2 separate regions of the Homo sapiens genome follow, and region 2 is linked to region 1. The links are chromatin contacts, found by Hi-C or POLR2A ChIA-PET in ENCODE. All regions are on one chromosome and are shown on one strand. Each heading gives the region's core, a stretch centred on a gene start or an enhancer-like site at or near the end of the contact. The rest is flanking DNA. Distances are from core to core; before and after follow the strand shown. Region 1 overlaps STAU1 (staufen double-stranded RNA binding protein 1). Region 2 has its middle 56 kb from the start of CSE1L.

Evidence for each region. Hi-C counts contacts between places; a loop is a spot of excess contacts on that map. ChIA-PET counts read pairs that join two places held with the same protein, here RNA polymerase II (POLR2A).
Region 2: a map of KBM-7 shows a loop between it and region 1 (2.9-fold over the local background). The contact joins two enhancer-like sites. A Hi-C loop is called at or near these places in 4 of 168 maps with a recorded cell type or tissue (Caco-2, DLD1, KBM-7 and 1 more). POLR2A ChIA-PET finds 5 or more read pairs at or near these places in 8 of 52 experiments (Caco-2, MCF 10A, OCI-LY7 and 5 more).

Annotation. Positions count from the first base shown.
Region 1 is chr20:49,164,423-49,171,309 of GRCh38, reverse strand. It overlaps STAU1 (staufen double-stranded RNA binding protein 1), which reads left to right. Exons shown (of 14, transcript NM_017453.4): 3 at 5,025-5,313. The coding sequence starts at 5,109. Among named protein-coding and RNA genes, the nearest start is that of STAU1, 20 kb to the left of the region's middle. Within about 2 kb of position 4,594, at least 2 of the 41 ENCODE cell types and tissues checked have a DNase peak (open chromatin) inside an H3K27ac peak, as active enhancers do.
Region 2 is chr20:49,099,001-49,105,479 of GRCh38, reverse strand. No RefSeq gene overlaps it. Among named protein-coding and RNA genes, the nearest start is that of CSE1L, 56 kb to the right of the region's middle. Within about 2 kb of position 4,364, at least 2 of the 41 ENCODE cell types and tissues checked have a DNase peak (open chromatin) inside an H3K27ac peak, as active enhancers do.

The sequences.
Region 1 (6,887 bases), core at 3,345-5,844:
AAAAATAAATAAATAAATAACTGGTATAAGGAATGATGTGGGTATTTTAGGTGTATTTAAAGGCTATTGAAAAGGACTTTATTTTGTAGAAAAAGTGGTTTATTCCTTGATGTTTTTTAATTGACCAAGTTTCTCTGGGAGTGGAGCCTCTCAACAAACTAAAGAGAACAGAATAATAGATTTACATGTGATTGCTGAAAGATGTCGTCTTGTGTCTTTGAGGAAGAGTTTAACACACAGATCCTTTCCAGCATTTAAGAATGTGCAATCTGCCATTTATGGGTTCACATGTAATAGATGCTTAATAAGTTTTTGTAGACTATTGAGTGAATATATTTTAGAATTGCTATTGCTTTATAACAGCGAGGCACAGGAGTGCTCCTTTGTATCTGTATATCCATCTTACATCAGATTTACCAAAGGACTTGCAAGGGGAGACATTTAGTGAAATGTTTGTGATGATCTGAAAAGGAGGCTTCTCCAGAATTGGGATGACTTCTTTCCTTCTTTTTTTTTTTTTTTTTCCCAGACACATCTTGTTTGGAAATATCACTTATTATGAAGGAGACTGATATGTTGATTAAACAAAAGTATAGCTACTGCATTATAAGTTGTGTTAATCCGGTTTAAAAATTACTTATTAAAAATGTTTTTCTGGCTGGGCACGGTGGCTCATGTCTATAATCCCAGCACTTTGTTGAGGCCAAGACAGGCGGATCACTTGAGGCCAGGAGTTAAAGACCAGCCTGACCAACATGGTGAAACCCCATTTCTACTAAAAACACAAAATAATTAGCCAGGTGTGGTGGTACACACCTGTAGTTCCCGCTACTCGGGAGGCTGACACAGGAGAATCACTTGAACCTGGGAGGCAGAGGTTACGGTGAGCCAAGATCGTGCCACTGCACTCCAACCTGGACGACAGAGTGAGACTGTCTCCAGAAAAAAAATGTTTTTCCATAATTGCTTAAGTATTTCATAGTACAAAGATTTAACAGTCTGTAAGTTGAAAGTGGATAAGACTAACCATGTATTAGTAGCACAAGATAATTAAAAGACTAAGCACGATTGCAGATAGTTCTGTAAACCATTTCTAGAAGGGTCTGCCTTCTTGTATATTAAATCACTCGGACTGTGCTCAGTATGGTCTAGTCTTGGTAGGTTCACTGCTGAGTGCTGAATACACATTTTGTGACCACTTTTTAGTACATCATGTATAATTTAAAAAAAACTTTCGTAGCGCTCATGTGCCCAGATTCTCCTTCACCACAACCCATAGAAACTATTTGGCACTTGTAAAACGGTAACTGCCAGCCAAAGCAAGATTCTGTTTTTATGAGAAGATTTTTGTGTTACCAAGCCAATCTTAAGAACCAGGAGGACATGGAATTAAGGAATCTTTTAAAAGAAACACCTATAACTCTATCATTTTGCAGCTTGTATTATGGTGCTTATGTATGCTATGTAAAATTAGGGCTTGAGCCTAAGATGAGTATGTTTTGTTGATCTGGTGTCTAAAGCCCTTCAAATAGGGAAAGAACCAGGAGATGAAAGGTCCTCATCTGTGTGGGAGGCAGAAAGGCAGGAAAATGGCAGCACAACACAATTCACAGTAAGAGGTGTTTTCCAGCACCAGCGAGATCTGAAGAATCTTTGCGTTTCAAACTTCTCAACCTAATTTTACTGTGTATAAAATAGTGTTTGTCTCTAAGAAGACTCTAACAAAACATTTTGATCTCTCAAGTCCTTAATTTACCTGGTGGAAAACAATCCTTAAAGACAGGTTTAAAGGAAAAGACTTATTTGCATTTAAGGACTTAGTCTTCAGGACAGTACTGTTGAGCAACAGGTTTAGAATTTACACAGAAGTTCTATTTCCAAAGTTCCACAGTTCCTTGAAGGCTGCTATGAACTATATCTATATCAGTAATGAAAAACTTAATTTGTTCCTTGAGTTATGTGGGCAAATGATATATTTTCCCCCATTCATCACTGTGATGTCTGTTCCGGCTTCTCTTTGGGAGAGGAGCATCTGTTTGGGTGCTAAAACATTAGCATCAGGCCAGGCGCAGTGGCTCATGCCTGTAATCCTAGCACTTAGGGAGGCTGAGGCAGGAGGATCACTTGAGATCAGGAGTTCAAGATCAGCCTGGCCAGCATGGTGAAACGCTGTCTCTACTAAAAATACAAAATTAGCCGGGTGTGGTGGTACACGCCTGTAATCCTAAGTACTCGGGAGACTAAGGCAGGAAAATCGCTTGAACCCAGAAGGCGGAGTTTGCAGTGAGCGGAGATCACACCACTGCACTCCACCCTAGGCAACAGAGCGAGACTGTCTCAAAAAAAAAAAAAAAATTAGCATCTATTTTTTAGGGCCTTTCGAGATAGAAAGGGGATTTTCTTTTCCTGTCTAAGAATATAAGCTACTTGTTACATTAGTAAGATTGTATTGTGTGGGTTAGTATATGTGTGCTTGTAACAGTATCCCTGGCTCCTCTATCCACTAAATATCAGTAGGTTCCCCATTCTGCACACTGGTTGTGACAACCAAAAAATGTCTCCAGACATTGGCAGATGTCTCCTGGGGGAACAAAATTGCTCCCTTTTGAGAATCACTACCTTAGATGCTCTGTTCAGGCTTAAATAAGACACATAAAAATTTTAAACTAGCAGGTGACTAATAATTTGTGAGTATTGTTTGTTGCATTTTCATATTTATCATGTTGGAAATTTAAATTTACCTAGTCTTATTTGGAGAGTTTAACTTTTTTTTTTTGGTTTGTTTTGTTTTGAACTACATATTTCAACCAACTGTTAGATGTTAAGTCCTTTAAGTGAATTTAAGGGTAACATTTTTGAGGCAGTCTTAATTTAAAAAGCCTATTCCTTTCTCAGCTTCTAGAAAACTTACATATTTATGACTGACTTGAGCAGAGTGCGGTGCCTCACACTTGTAATCCCAGGACTTTGGGAGGCTGAAGTGGGCAGATCACCTGAGGTCAGGAGTTTGAGAGCAGCCTGGCCAACCTGGCGAAATGCTGTCTCTGCTAAAAATACAAAAACTAGCCAGGCATGGTGGCTCATGCCTGTAATCCTAGCTACTTGGGAGACTGAGGCAGGAAAATTGCTTGAGCCCAGGAGGCAGAGGTTGCAGTGAGCTAAGTTTGCAACACTGCACTCCAGCCTGGGCGACAAAGCTCTGTCTCGGAAAAAAAAAAAAAAAATTAAAAATTTATCACTGACTTGAAATCCTGGCAGTCAGCCTGCTTTAGAGAACATTAACCAAAAATCCCTTGGTCCACACCCTTTCTAAATTTAGGCATTCATTCAGAGTCTTAAACTCTAAGAGCCACTCAGGACACAGTTGGGTTGCTCTTTCTGGGATGGGGGTAGATTCTGGAGCAGATACTTTACTCCTAGCTCATTTTTTGACCTTGAGACCTGTGGTTGGTGTTGTGAAGTCGTACATACACAAGTGACTTTTTTGTTTTAAAAAGTGCTCTCAAGATAGTTTACAAAAAGCAGGAAAAGGAGGAGTGAGTGAATAAATGAAGAGAGGGGAAGAGAGGAGGAAAAAAGTGTTTCTATTTTAGCAGCTGACGGAAAAAAAACCCAATGAAATAAGGTCATAGCTGACTTCTGAATGGTTCTGGACTTGTTTCTTGACACTGGCGACTTGTCTTCTAAGACCATTATGTAGATCTTCAATGGAACGCCTCTGTTATTTTGTTCTGATTCTGAAAGTAAAAAGGAACAACTGCACTCTTGGGGAATTTTGTTGAATAAGGTAATACTTATGCCTCTGCTATCCAGAGTCACATTTCGCTTGAGTTTCTTTTGAGTTTTGCAGTCCTTTTTGCTCTCAGTAAGAGAGAATGTGTTAGGACTCCTCAAGTAGCTTAATTGCTCTGGTCATTCATCTCTTTCTTGAGGACCAGCTTTAAAAATCATTTTGATACTTAAAAAAAATTAAAGTAACTGTTTCTTTATAATAGAACTTCTAATTAGTTGGTTTGCTGGTTTCTGCATTGGTTGGCTATTTCCTGAGAGACCTGTCATTTCTGTTCTTTGTTGCCACTGGTTATTTTTAAGTACTTTGACTCATTAAAAACATTTTCAGCTTTTAAAGGATGGCCATGAAAATGAACACAACTGTCCTTATTTTTGTCTCGTGAAGAAATTTAATGTATTTAGAAGTAATGCCTTCATTATTCTCTTAATTTACAATATGAAGTAAACAAGCTCCAGTGCTCCCCCACCCAACCACACCAGTAAAATTGCCAGTCTAAAATCCATTCCTGTCTTCTTCATCTCCACTTTTGCTTTTAATAGTATAAATTCTCTAGTATGGTCTTTGTTACTCACATCACTTCTCAGGATCTGTGAGCCTGGGTAGGGTTGTGATAGTTTCCTTGTTTGGGTTCTATAATTAAATGAGACCTCAAACAAGCCTTTTAGGAAAACAATACATCTCTCATCACCATAAAGAAAAAGAAACAGCAGAAGTATCCTACCTTCCTTCTGTCAACTTAAGGCCCTAAGGTTGTCAGTCTGAGCCTTGGTCCTTAAGAGGAAGCAGTGTTCACATTCACCTGTTCCTGGTATGATAAACCTAGTTTGCTTTCAGTTTCTTGTAATTTTGAGACCAGAAAGAAACCTTACTGTGCCCCAATTACTATGGAAACCTCTCCATACTTTCAAATTTGCATTTTTGAATGTAAGCTATAGTTTGCAATTCTTAATACTCACCAATAAATATTATACCCTACTGATTCTCTTTGTATAATGAATATGCAGAGCACACAGGTATTGTAAATCACTTAAAAAACACTGTGGGAAAGTCACAAGGCCAAGAAACTTACTGTATACCAAGGAGAAACATATTTCGAATAAATCAACATAGCTACATGCTAAATGGAGCTATTTTCATAAGTCAGTAGGTGACACCATTTTGACTGAATATTGGCAATTACATATCTCCTCTATAATTTACCTTTTTATTTTCTTTCCCTTACAACTTTTAGGTAGAACTTTAGACTTCATAGCACTGAATTAACCTGCACTGAAAGCTGTTTACCTGCATTTGTTCACTTTTGTTGAAAGTGACCATGTCTCAAGTTCAAGTGCAAGTTCAGAACCCATCTGCTGCTCTCTCAGGGAGCCAAATACTGAACAAGAACCAGTCTCTTCTCTCACAGCCTTTGATGAGTATTCCTTCTACTACTAGCTCTCTGCCCTCTGAAAATGCAGGTAGACCCATTCAAAACTCTGCTTTACCCTCTGCATCTATTACATCCACCAGTGCAGCTGCAGGTAAGCATATGAATCCAAGTGTCTTCTATTTCAAATGTTTTCTTACCCTGTTTTCTGATCTGATAGGTTGCAGATTTAGGGAGCTCTCACATTTACCTTCAAAAAGCAAAAGAAAGTATCACCACCCACACTTCTTTATCCCAGATATAGAACACTGGTTGTGTAAGGGGTTGACAGGGGCCTCAGTTGACAGACGATTGTAGGTTGTGAGAAAGAGAATTGAAAGCTGAAAACTACTCACACTATAAAGCCTCATCTGTTAAAGAGCGGTGGCTGGCAGAAAGAATTGAGCAGTAAATACCACCTTGGATATTCATCGTTGTATGGGATAATTCTGCATTTAAAATTATTTCCCAGAACAAGCCAGGTGCCGTGGCTCACGCCTGTAATCCCAGCACTTTGGGAGGTTGAGGCAGGTGGATCAGCAGAGGTCAGGAGTTTGAGACCAGCCTGGCCAACATGGTGAAACCCTGCCTCTACAAAAAATACACAAACTAGCTGGGCTTGGTGATGCACGCCCATAACAGCTACTCAGGAGGCTGAGGCAGGATAATTGCCTGAACCCTGGAGGTGGAGGTTGCAGTGAGCTGAGACTGTGCCACTTCACTCCAGCCTGGGCAAGAGGGAGACACTGTCTCAAAAAAAGAAAAAATAGGCCGGGCGCGGTGGCTCACGCCTGTAATCCCAGCACTTTGGGAGGCCAAGGCGGGCAGATCACGAGGTCATGAGTTCGAGACCAGCCTGGCCAATATGGTGAGACTCCGTCTCTACTAAAAATACAAAAAATAGCTGGGCATGGTGGTGCGTGCCTGTAGTCCCAGCTATTCGGGAGGCTGATATAGAAGAATCACTTGAACCCAGGAGGCAGAGGTTGTAGTGAGCTGAGATCATGGCACTGCACTCCAGCCTGGGCAACAAGGCAAGACTCCGTCTCAAAAATAAATAAAAAATAAATAAATAAAATTCCCACAACTGACGAAGAGCTCTTAAATCTACATAAGCCTTCTTTTTGAATGTCCGTAAGATTTTATCCCAAGCAAGGGGGCAGCCAGATTTACTAGAAAGCAAAAAAGTACATTGACATTTATTTATTTTTATTTTTGTTTTGAACAAGTAAGTTTAAGTCTGGAAGGTTCCAGAAGTAGTTTAGAAATCATAATGAGGATCAATTAGAAATGGAATAAAGAAGCAGAGTTTTTTTTCTCTTCTTTCCTTTCTTATCTCTCGTTTGTTTCACGGGGTCTCTATTGCCTAGGCTGGAGTACGGTAGTGTGAGATTATGGTTCACTGCAGCATCAACCTCCTGGGCTCAAGTGGATCCTCCTGCCTCAGCCTCCTGAATAGCTGGATTATAGGTGTGAGCTACAATGCCCAAATTTATTTTCTTGTTAAAATTTTCTGCGTCATGGCCAGGCGTGGTGGTTCACACCTGTAATCCCAGTACTTTGGGAGGCCGAGTGGGGAGATTGCTTGAGCCCAGGAGTTGGAGACCAGCCTGGGCAACATGGTGAAATCCCATCTATACAAAAAAAAAAATACAAAAATTGGCTGAGCTGTGGTCCCAGCTACTCCAG
Region 2 (6,479 bases), core at 3,115-5,614, 66 kb after region 1:
GTTGCAGCGAACCGAGACTGCACCATGGCACTCCAGCCTGGGTGACAAGAGCGAAACTCTGTCTCAAAAACAACAACAAAACCGTTCATCCACACATTCTTTTACATTCACTGAAACCTACAAACATCAGGTCTGCAATGACAACAGTAAAGCAGTCTATGTATAGTAGCAATTTTGTTTTGCTTTTTGAGACCGAGTTTCAGTCTTGTCCCCCAGGCTGGAGTGCAATGGCACAATCTCAGCTCACTACAACCTCCACCTCCCAGGTTCAAGTGATTCTCTTGCCTCATCCTGAGTAGCTGTGATTACAGGTGCGTGCCCTCACACCAGGCTCATTTTGTATTTTTAGTAGAGACAGGGTTGCACCATGTTGGCCAGACTGGTCTCGAACTCCTGGCCTCAGGTAACCCACCTGCCTTGGCCTCCCAAAGTGCGGGATTATAGGTGTGAGCCACCATGCCCAGCCAGTAATTTTTAAAATTATTTTTTGTTTGGGGTTTTTTGGAGACAGGGTCCCCCTGTCACCCAGGCTCAGACCAGTGTGATCATGGCTGACTGCAGCCTTGACTTCCCAGGCTCAGGCTGATCTTCCTGCCTCAGCCTACTGAATAGCTGGGACTACAGGTATGTGCCATTATGCCCAGCTAATTACAAAAATTTTTTTTGTAGAGATGTGGTCTCACTGTGTACCCAGGCTGGTCTCAAACTTGAGGTCAAGCAATCCTCCCACTTTTGGCTCCCAGAGTGCTGGGAGGCATGGGTCACCATGCCTGGCCTAAGATGGTTTTTTAATTTAAAAGTAGATTATGAAAAATTTGGAAGTTGCCCACAAGCCCTGTATCCAATCATAAATCTTAGTGTGTCTTCCACCCTTTCCCAGGCAGCTCTACCACGACCTTACCTACAGTGCACACACAATGGCTCTTTCAGTTGTCAAGCGAGCTTTGAGGTGTGCCTGGAGCTTTGATTTTGCTTGGTCTCCAGAGCTTGATGGGGCACAGGCAGGATCAGGTGACAGCCCCTCCTCTTCAGAGCTGGGCTGCTCCAGTCTGGCTAGTGATTGTTCCCACTCCTTAGACTGCAGTAGCGGCCTCACTAGGAATCTCCTCCTGACCCTGGATGGATTAGCAGGCAGCTGATGCCCCTTTGGAATAAGGATCTCTACTAAGGGTCTGTCAGCATCCTGTGCGTCACTTCTTCAGACTCTGTTCTTTGTAGTAGTTGCCTTTTTGAGTCTATTTGTTATGGCTGCCAAAAGACCTCCCAAGGCAGATGGCCTGAGATTCTCTGTAGTTTGGAAGTCGCTTGGCCCTTTTGCTGTGCAAACCTCTGACTGGTGTCTGTTCTGTACGCAGAGTGTATGTGCACCTGGTGGGTGGCTGAAAATGTGCTGGCAACTTTGTAATGTGTGCCTGAAAATTCTGAGTCTTAGTAAGTTTCTTTCCTGGTTCCTTGGATTTATGAACAAGTACAATGTAAACACCGTTCAAGGCTGAATCAAACTTCAGCTAAGAAAACTGGAAATGCTCAGAACTTCTGCAGCCCAGGGGCCACATTATTTTTGGCCCAGCGAGGCCCATAGCTCCCGGGGTGATGATGCTCAGCCCCATGGGCCCTAATTACCACAGCTCATCTTTTTTCTGCCACCTCTTGCACAAAAGTAAAGCTGTTAATTTCACATCTTTAAAATGTGGTCCCTTCCAATTTTTGTGGTCATGAAGCTTTAGACCACTGTTCTCAAACCTGATCTTCACAATTTTTGCTACCGTCTATGTCTTACTTACTTTTACTTAGCTTTATCCTAAGTCATGGCTCACCAAATTGAACATGCATCCCATCACCTGGATGGGTTGTTAAAAGGTTGCTGGGTCTCATTCCCAGAGTTTTTGATGAAGTAGTTTCTACTAAGCACTTAGGTGCTAAGTGATGTTGACGGTACTTTAAGAACCACTGTCCTAAGCAATATCACCCATGAATTCCTAGTGACTTTTTTCTAGTACAAAATATACAGCCATAAATGACTGCGGTTCCTCTGACAGCACTCCAAATCTTGTGAATCCTGGTGGGAACTGCTGCCTCAGGGGAAGTGCAGGGTGACTTTGGCCTGATGTGCCTCAGCTGGCTCTGGAGCACCTCTGGCCCATCCCGTGGCCAAATCCATCCTTTAGTTTCCTAAGCACTCAGTTCCTAAGCACAGTGGGGAGGGCCAGGTGTTCCCATGGCTGGGGTTTGGAAGGGCCAACCTGTGGCAGTTGGCTTAGGTTGCTGCTTCCTCCTGACTGGCCAGGATGCTGTGCAGGCACCACTTTAGAGACGTCTTCCCTGGTTCCCGCCTGAGATCGATAAACATGGCAGAGGAGGCTCTTTGTGTGGGGCTGCCTCCACCTGGACATCAAACCTGTGGCAGGGGTTGCCTGGCCTTTCCAGGACACCAAGACTTCCTCTGTCTTGGATGGGGAGGACCTGGCGAGTGCCAAGCTTCTCCTCCCCGTGCCCTGCTGGACCCACTTAAGAGGGACTCGGGATCTGTCTTCTCTGCTATTTGCTGCAGAAGCACAGGTTGCTGGGAGCAGCGATCCTTTTCCCCTCTGGATCCAAAAGCGTTGCCTCTAACTGCTTACAAGGCGTTATCTTTCCAGTCCAAGGTGAATAAACCTGTTCTCGTTTTGCTTCTCACTTCTCCAAGAGGTCTCCTTTTCCATGAGGTCTGAGAAAACAGTCTTGGGACTTACCTATTGTGGCTCTTTCTTGACATGAACACTGCGTCTATGTTGCCAGATTTTTATCTCACACCATCCCATGTGTAAGGGAAAAAACCCAGAAATCGGCACAACTTCATAGTTTGTCTCCCTTCCCCAACCACACAGTGAGCTGCTTTACCAGACACCTTCCTAGAATGGAGGGGCTGGAGGAACTGACCATCAGCCCACAGCAGTTCCTTATTATCAGGGGTTCTTAGCTCATTCAGAGAAACCAAAGGAAAATGCCTCTAAATTATTTTCAAAGGGTCCATGAAACTCCTTTGCCCTATCAAAGAGCAGTCCTACTAAGAATACCTCAGGGTAGACCCTAAGGATGAGCCCTGCCTTGCAGTCACAAAGCTCAGCCACCATGTTTCTCAGACAAGGAGTAAGAGCAAGGACCAAGCAGGAGGAGGTTTGCAGAGCAAATGCTTAGGGTTTACGAAATGGAATAAACGGTCATGTCCAGCAGGCTGGATACAGGATTGTGCCTAGGGATTGGTGCGGGGGATGCTCCTATGAATAGGGACCCAAGAATTGTCACAACCAAAAAACACCCATAGTGTATATTTTAAAAACTTATTAGCAAAATGCCTTGTGATCATGCCCTTATTAGCTGATTAGCTGTTTCTAACTTTTGCCAAACCATGGCATAAGTGGCTAAGCCAGAATGCTCTGGAAACCAGACTGCCAGGGTTTCAATCCCGGCTTTATCCAGCTGTGTGATTCGGTAAGTTTCTGTACTCAGGAATAAGAGTGTGAACCTGTTTGATTCTCAAAGACTGCATGAATAGTATTTAGGCACAGTTTTGGGGTGGGGGTCATTGAGGGGAAAGGAAAAGTAGAGTAGAAAAATGAACTACTTTAGAACAACAAGGCTAACAGGCAAAAGCAATGAATCAAGAAAAAAAAAATCATGTGGTATTCTAGGCTGAGCACACGTTTATCTCCCACAATGAGAATCCATTAATGACAGCAAAGAGGAGAGGGAGGTCAGCAGTAGGGAGTTTCTGACACAGCAAAGTGGATACACATGAATCCTGAAAGGTGACCTCGCAAAGTGGAAGCCAGGGCCCTGAACACCAGCAAGACAGGCCAGTGGGGATAGGAGCTCATCTGCCCCCTGGAACACTGGAATGGAGAGGCTCCAATGGGGAACCCTAGCAGCCTACCTCAAGAACTGTTGTGGCCCACAAGAGCCAGGGCTGTAAAAAGAAATCCAGGGGCAGAGTGGAAGGCACGCCATGTAATACCCAGGATGAAAAAGAAAGCTAATAAAAGTCCAGAAAAACCACCATGAGAAAGTCAGGATCCAAACAGAACACAAGCTAAAATGGGGAGTACCTTTGAGCAACTGATGAAATATGAGGAGCAAACTCCATTCCATTTGACCTTAACCTTACGAACATTCATTCTCTCTTGAGGGATGCAGAAGTCAAGACATGAGGAGAGGGAAATGTAATCTTTGCACACTGCTTGACACAGCATTAAGCCCAGTTCACACTGTCATAACAAGTGTTTATCAGCTTCACCTTTTAAAAGGGAACTACAGATAATGCACAGAAAACAACTGGAAATATCTCCTTCAACAATGTGAAAGTGAAAGCAGAACCCAGCAATTAGCAAGCCTGAGAGGCAGAGGGTAGGGACACATCTTCGTTGTCAACGCTGAGGATTCAAGAGACATTGACAAAGATGATTAAATATTTTTAAAAAACAAAATGCTATTACAGATGCTCCTCAACTTACGATGGGGTCACATCCTGATAAACTCACCATAAACTGAAAATATCATAAGTTAAAATGCATTTTAATACACTTAACCGACCCACCATCCTAGCTCAGTCTAGCCTACTTCAAACATGCTCAGAACGCTTACATTCACCTACAGCTGGGCAAAATCACCTAACACAAAACCAATTTAATAATGAAGAGTTGAGGCCATGTGTGGTAGCTCAAGCCAGTAATCCCAGCACTTTGTGAGACCCAGGTAGGCAGTTCACTTGAGGCCAGGAGTTCGAGACCAGCCTGGCCAACATGGTGAAACCCCCGTCTCTACTAAAAAATACAAAAAATTAGCTCGGCATGGTGGTGTGCACCTGTAGTCCCAGCTACTTGGGAGGCTGAGACAGGAGAATTGCTTGAACCTGGGAGATGGAGGTTGCAGTGAGCTGAGATCGTGCCAATGCACTACAGCCTGGGTAGGAGAGTTAGACTCCGTCTCAAATAAATAAATAAATAAATAAATAAATAAATAAATAAATAAATAAAGTAAATTGGAAAGCAGCTATGCTCACCACTATACCAACGTGGCCAACATGGTGAAACTGTCTCTACTAAAAATACAAAAATTAGCCAAGCATGGTGGAAGGTGCCTGTAATCCCAGCTACTCAGGAGGCTGAGGCAGGAGAATTGCTTGAAACCAGGAGGCAGAGGTTGCAGTGAGCTGAGATTGCACCACTGTACTCCAGCCTGGGCGGCAGAGCAAGACTCCCTCTCAACAACAACAAAGTTAAATTTAAAAAAAATGAATTCTACCACATGTATGTAATAGTTTGATTAAATGCCAATCTGATTATGCCTCAGAAGTAAGGAAAAGTACCATTTTTACTTATCAAAATGGCAACCAAATAATGCCCAGTGTAGGTAAAGGTGTGTTAAAGAAACTGACATGAACTTTGCACAAGAAAATTGGCTCTAATTCCACCTTCAGGAACTAAAAATTGATGCATAAAGATGTTCATCTCAAGAGTTGTCTACAAAATCAGAAAACCTCCAAGACATCCAGCAATGACTACAATTACATAATCTGGTAATGATATATCCTAATGATAAATCACATATATCCACTGAATGTTTACCAAGTAAATATGGTTTAAAAAAATTACAAAACTATATACAGAATGATCTCAAATGAACCAAAATGCTTAATGTAGGTAGGAATATGAATTATTTTTAATTTTTAAATATTTTTTCTTTATTTTCCAAGTTTCCCACAAAGAAAATACATTTAAAATAAAAAGTCGGTGGCCAGATGTGGTGGCTCACACCTGTACTCCCAGCACTTTGGGAGGCCGAGGCAGGTGGATCACTTGAGGTCAGGAGTTTGAGACCAGCCTGACAAAACATGGTGAAACCCTGTCTCTACTAAAAATACAAAAGTTAGCTGGGCGTGGTGGCGCGTGCCTGTAATTCCAGCTACTCGGGAGGCTGAGGCTGGGGAATCACTTGAAACCAGGAGGTGGAGGTTGCAGTGAGCCGAGATCACGCCTCTGCACTTCAGCCTGGGCTGAGCAAGACTCCATCTCAAAAAAATAAATACATAAAAATAATTTAAAAACTCAATTATTTAAAAATCAGCTTGTTAAAAGACATGATTGAATACCATGGAGAATGAATGCACCTAGCAGGAAGCTCTGATGAGAAACCTGGCAATACTTCCCTTCTGTAAAAACACCCTGGGGTACAGGTGGGGCCGCCCATGCCAGGACTCTTCTCCACAAAGCCTTCCCGCCTTCCAGGTATGCAGCACATTGGTAAGTGTGCTCAGTAACAAACGCTTCCTCCCACCCAAGCCCTCTGCTCCCCCAGCAGCTTTTCCTGATGTGTGCTTACTCTGCACAGGTTCTCTGCTTGAGTACTCTACATGCATCATCTCATTTTATTCTTACAACCACCTTGAAGGTAAATAATATGCTCATTTTTCAGAAGAGAAAAAAAAGGCATAGAGGTCAACT